Regions from separate parts of the Homo sapiens genome. Here region 2 is linked to region 1. The links are chromatin contacts, found by Hi-C in ENCODE. All regions are on one chromosome and are shown on one strand. The core of a region is the stretch at or near the end of the contact, and the rest is flanking DNA. Distances in the headings are between cores, read along the strand shown.

What was found. A loop is a pair of places that touch in the nucleus more often than their neighbours do. Pooled maps may share reads with other maps.
Region 2: a map with no recorded cell type shows a loop between it and region 1 (2.9-fold over the local background). The contact joins two enhancer-like sites. A Hi-C loop is called at or near these places in 4 of 37 single-sample maps with no recorded cell type and 2 of 50 pooled maps.

Annotation. Positions count from the first base shown.
Region 1 is chr10:106,929,992-106,933,009 of GRCh38, forward strand. The region is part of intron 2 of SORCS1 (sortilin related VPS10 domain containing receptor 1); the gene reads right to left. Among named protein-coding and RNA genes, the nearest start is that of SORCS1, 230 kb to the right of the region's middle. Within about 2 kb of position 1,525, at least 3 of the 41 ENCODE cell types and tissues checked have a DNase peak (open chromatin) inside an H3K27ac peak, as active enhancers do.
Region 2 is chr10:107,417,062-107,419,922 of GRCh38, forward strand. No RefSeq gene overlaps it. Among named protein-coding and RNA genes, the nearest start is that of SORCS1, 250 kb to the left of the region's middle. RefSeq lists an enhancer at 1,375-1,534. Within about 2 kb of position 1,455, at least 2 of the 41 ENCODE cell types and tissues checked have a DNase peak (open chromatin) inside an H3K27ac peak, as active enhancers do.

The DNA of each region.
Region 1 (3,018 bases), core at 275-2,774:
ATCCCAGCAGTTTGGGAGGCCGAGGAGGGTGGATCACAAGGTCAGGAGATTGAGACCATCCTGGCTAACACGGTGATGAGACATATTAAATCATCCCTACTAAAAAAATACCAACCGTCTCTACTAAAAAAAGTACAAAAATTAGCCGGGTGTGGTGCTGAGCGCCTGCAGTCCCAGCTACTTGGGAGGCTGAGGCAGAAGAATGGCGTGAACCCGGGAAGCGGAGCTTGCAGTGAGCCGAGATCGTGCCACTGCACCCCAGCCTGGGCGACAGAGCGAGACTCTGTCTCTAAAAAAAAAAAACAAAAAAACAAAAATGAATTAAAAGGTTAAGACAGATTGGTTACAAAATCACCAGGAAAGGTCACTCCTAACAGACTCATTATGCTTATGCTTAGGGTAAACAGTCATCAGCTACCCTGCAAAATAAGTGGCAGGGCTGCTGTATATTGAATACAAATTATTTGCAGAACCCTCAGCTCTCCTTGCTTCATTTTGCTACTGGGATACACGGAAGCTGGCATTGTATGTTCATGTGTGTATTTATGTATCTGAGCATCTCATTATAAATTATTATCTTCACATTCAAGAAAATAGCCAGCTCACAGGCACAACACCAACACAGGAGGGCTTTATAACATCGCATGCTTGAATCAGGTGCATTCTGTTTCATCTTGCTTTGTTTTGGTTTTTTTCTTCAGAATTTGGAAAGATATGATGGTTCTTAGGAGTCAGAACTTTTTCTTTTTTTAATAATATGGTTAGTCAGATAAGGCTTCTAGGTGAAACTTCTTCAAAAGTCCAGGGAACCTAGTGTTCTAATGCTTCCCCACTAACTCCTTCTGAAACCACATCTGCTCAAAGCCTTCTCAATCAAGACATGGGGAATCTGCCCTTCAAAGAAAAGGTAATTTCAGCAGATCTCAGGGGAGTTTTGCAATCAGAATTTCCTAAGATACAACTGTGGTGGAACTGGCTATGAAATGTATTAATGCTGATAACTGTGGTTTTATAATCCCCACCAATTACCACAAATTATAGCCGTGTGATTCTGGAAAAACCACATGCTGTGGAGTTGAATCCTGGAAAAATATACACTGGTTGTCTAATTTCCTTCCTAATTTTAAGAAGACTCATAAAAATCCTTGCCCTACCCTTCTTCTCCTAGAAGACTCTCAGGGACCAAAAATACTTGAGAGGCATTTGTACTTAAATCCTATGTAGCGAGCTCCAGAAATACTTTTTTGGCTGTTAATTAACTAATTCAATGTTGATAAGCCTACTTAATGTACACTCCAGTAAACCAGTACATACAAAGAAACGTGGTCCTACCATCAAGGGGTTTACAGTAGCAGTAGGACAGAAAAGTGATGAAATAAAGTCAACACAATGGAGCTACAAAAACAACTGCAAGAGCAGAATCTCAGAAGTCAGAACTCACTGAGAAGAGCATGGAAGCGGGTGGGGAAAATACTTGGTAATAAGGACAGGAAACTGTTTCACCATGCTGGCCTTCAGTGTAAAGTCCTCTGAAAGCTGGCAATCTCCCCAAGTGCACAAATACAGATGTTTGCTCGTTTGTAACTCCTGAACCAGAGAGCCACTAGCTCAGAGGCATCATCGTGGGAAAGCCCCCTGCAGTTTTCAGAGATGTTGCCTTATGAATAATGGAAACTTTCAAGAATGATTTTGGTTTAAGAACAGGGATAAGTCCTTTTTTTAGGGTTGTGTATGTCAGCACTCTGCCCTGGTAAATTATCTGCAGACAGCATAGTCTATCAAAATGAACTCACTGCTGTTCATTTTTCCTGCCTGCCATGCTGTGTATTAACTATCATCCATTATTTTAAAAACATTTCTGGAATCAAAGGTAAGAGCAAAAAGAAAAACAAAAGGGTAATAGGAGATAAATGCACTGCAAATGCTGGTCATACATGCTAGTAAGACAGGAAAAATATCTCATGGGGAAAAACAAAAGCCAATTTTTCCATAACAGCAGTAATATTCACAGACTTGAATGCTTCCAGGAAGCTTAGGAAAGCACAGGGTTTGGGGACGTTGACAGTTATACCCTGGGGATGTTCTCATGGGGAAAGGTGTCAAGCAGATCATTAGTCAATTTGATCCCCCATTTACAAAGCACTGATGTTATGTGAATTTTTATCCCCTTCCATACACACTGGTAGAAGCATACTATAGTATTAATATAGTCTACAAATATATTATTATTTTTGAGAATTACATGATTTTTTTGATATATTTGAGTATATCCTGAAATTTTTAAAAAAACAAAGTAGAAAGCATTGTCTTGAGTAAAAATAACTTCACATTTGGCTGCTGATTGCTCCCCTGATACCATGCATTTGGCATCAAATCCCCCTTTCCTGAAGCAACTCACAGCACTACTGTCACCTGTGTTATTACTGGAATCTTAAGTTGTTATTTAACTTTGTCACTGGTGACAAAGAAAAGGTATACCTTGCTGCCTTAGAGTGATAGTGATCTTTCTCCCCAGTTCCCACCACATGTGTGTATGCCTGTCTCCAGCTCAACTTATGCTTGCTTCTTGGACAAAATGACACCTTAGCAAGACTCAGGAAAATGAAAATGTTAACTATCCAAGAGAAACAAAGCACCATAATTCCAAGAAATCCAGACCAAGTTTTGCTCTAAGGACACCCTTGACAAACATGCAAAATGAGCTTGTCTGCTCTGCCTTCTGTAGAATCAGAAGCACCTTCAAGGTGAGCACTCCCCTCGCAGCAATGGTAAATTTTAGCTGGTTTGTGCCAACACAGTTGCAAGCTAAATGCTTAACTGGGGATTAGACTCCAATTCAAACCACTTTCCAGGCACTGCCTCCTCACTTTATAATGTTATAGAATGATTATCAATAGCTGTGATTCTGAAACCAATCTGAGACCCGGGCCTCTGCAATTTAAAGCATATCAGTGATCTCTGTCAACATTAATTTTCCCCATCCTAATTTGTATTTCTTTCACACCACAAAGGGATCTA
Region 2 (2,861 bases), core at 205-2,704, 490 kb after region 1:
CAGCAGTAGCTCTGTAACTGTGATAGCATTCATGGGTCTGGAACTTACTGTTATTATTCTGAGGTTCATATTTGGAAGGAAATGCCAATTATGTTCAAGTGATTTAAAAACAGTAATTTAGAGTTATGTTTCCAATCCAGCCTCTATTCCTCAAAACCTTTCAACAGCAACTTTTTCCTAAATTGTTTCAGGAATAGAGAATACATACAGAGCTTTCTCAAATCATGATGATCTGATCAATGACTTCTGTTAATAACTGGGTTTTTCTTTTTGGTGTCAGGGCATTTGTGCACCTTCTGCGGTAATGTGATTATCTGAGAGTACAAGAGGATGCATGAAAAGTTGGCTGGTAGAAACAAGATTTGGAAGTTGTAAAGCAACTCTGGCAACTGCTTAGCACTGATGGCTATTGTTTAGTCTGCACAATGTCATCCAGCACAATATTCAATATTCTTTTAAAAATAGTCATGAGCATTTCAATTCAAAGCACAAACATGGATTTTTGTTTTCTTGTGAAAAATCTGGGAACCTGGCCCCAGTGATCTCACATTGCCTTCGTCATCACCATCAGCAGGAACTGAGTCAAGCTTGGCCTTTAGCATGTACTCTCTAGTTTGTCACTTTCTCCACTTCTCCCTATTTCCCCTTGGTCCTAAGTTCCGGTGAAAGTTGTCTTTTGTTGCTGTTGTGGCAATTATGCTTAAATTTTCCCCTAATGTTTAGAGAAAAGTCAAATATTATTTGGATACACATACTTAGCAGAAGTAGGTAAATTAAGGTAGTGCAAGATAGAGTTATGCTTCAACAAGAAAAGAAAGAAAGCGAGAAAGAGAAAGAAAAACAGCACATAAGTCTGTGGAAATGGATTTCTTGTTTACTATGCAAACCAAGTGCAGGTATGCATGAAAAAACACGCTATATGAGAAAAAACAAGCAATGTAAAGCAAACAGAAATCATGTGTAGATGTGCAAGAAATATCAAACCTGCTTAACAAATTTTTATCTCTGTATTAGTCAGGAGCCAGTGAGGAGATGTAACTTATGTCAATTAGTTTAACAGAGAGGATTTAATATGAAAAATAAAAACTGCATATTGAAGAATCACGGACAGCAAATGTAGGAAGCAGCTGTGACCCCCCGGGGCTGGAAGAAAATCAAGGAAAACGTTGTACTTGTTCAACCTTGAAGGTATGTGAAAGGGCCTCTGTAAAGTTCAAATCAACCTCTGAGAAGGGGCCTGGTGAGACTGCAACCCAGACTTTTGCAGAAAGTAGTGCCAGCTGGTATGGGTGTCTTTGAGGAGAAATGATGAGACTTATTCTGCCAAAGTTGGACAAACTGAAAATTATAATCCCAGCACTGCTAGTCCTGGAATGCACTGCTGTCACTAGGATGGAGAAATGTTGCTAAGTGGACACTAATGGGAACAGAAGGAAAACTAAAACTGAAACAAAACAGAAACAGGAAGAAAACCGAAAAGACTTAAGTTCTTTCATCCTCTTCAAGCCTTCCAGCCGCCTTCTAGTGCCTCCGTGAGCTGAGCCTCTAGTAATTGGCTAAGTCAAAATGTGGTTTTCAGAGATCAGGCCCTAGCATCACAAAATAGTATAAAGAAAGAGGTTTTGAAAATGAAAGTCAATAGCCTAATGGCTGCTACAGCTATCTAACTGGTCCTTTATCTGCTAGAGTTTGTAATCTCGGCCTTAAAGATAAAATTAAAATATTTAACAGGCCCCTATATTTGTATAATACATTATGATCTATAATGTCCTTTTACACATTGATTTGTGTCAACTTCATGCATTTAAGCTCCACAATTATGAAAGGCAGGAATGGCAGATATGGTCACCTCAGTTTTCCATATGAGGAGAAGGAGGTAGATAGAAGGCCATTGATATGCCAGTCACATGAATGCAAAAGTCAGAATTGCAACCAAGATACTCTGTCTACCAGCCCATTGTCTAATCACTGCAGCACACTACTTCTATAAATCCACAGGTAACTGGACTCCTAAAACTAATGAAGTTCACAAATCCCACTGCCTTAGGGAGGAGAACACTGGTGTTTGGCATGGCTCATTGTCCCAGGTCAGAGATGAAACCCATTTGTTTGCTGACTGGTTTTATTAAGTTCTGAAGAAAAAAATATACCTGTCTCCAGTGGAAGGTATTGGGCTATCTGAGGGCAATTGAATTTAATGTTTCCTGGAACACCAATTTTATGTCTTGTAAAAACCCTGAAGGAATGCAACTCAGCTTATTACCCTAAAAGAACCATGTCTTGGTTTGCAGGCTATCTTCCAGTGCCAGTAAGGAGCATAGCTTCTGAGATGCACAGTGATATTTTCCTATCATCATGGGAAAATCTGGGTGAATTAGGGGGAAAACAAAACAACAAAAAGGCTTCCCTTCCTTAAAAAACAGTATTGCCACCTGCCAGGAAATTGGAAAAATAGGTACACAAATCTGTCAATGAAAACAAGATGAAAGTTACCTTCTGGACTGGTGCAGTGTACATCTTGAACAGCTGTAAGTGGTGGCCTGTGTTTTCTCAGTTACTAGTTCCACAGACTATTAAAAAGTTTTATATAAGGCAGTGGATTATAGATAGTTATGCTTAATTTGTATTTGCTTTGTTTCCATTATTGTACGTGTCATATCCTTTGATGGGTTTTATGGATGTCCAGACAGGAGCATAATTACATTCCTCAGTTTTCTTTGCCCAAGGGGAAAAATAAATAAAACATTTTCTTCAGGGACCAACTACAGGGAAAATATACTGTGAAATGGATCTGGAACAACACTCATCCAAAGACACACCCTGAATTTCCTCCCTTGTTCACTGCCCTTTACCTCAGCTTT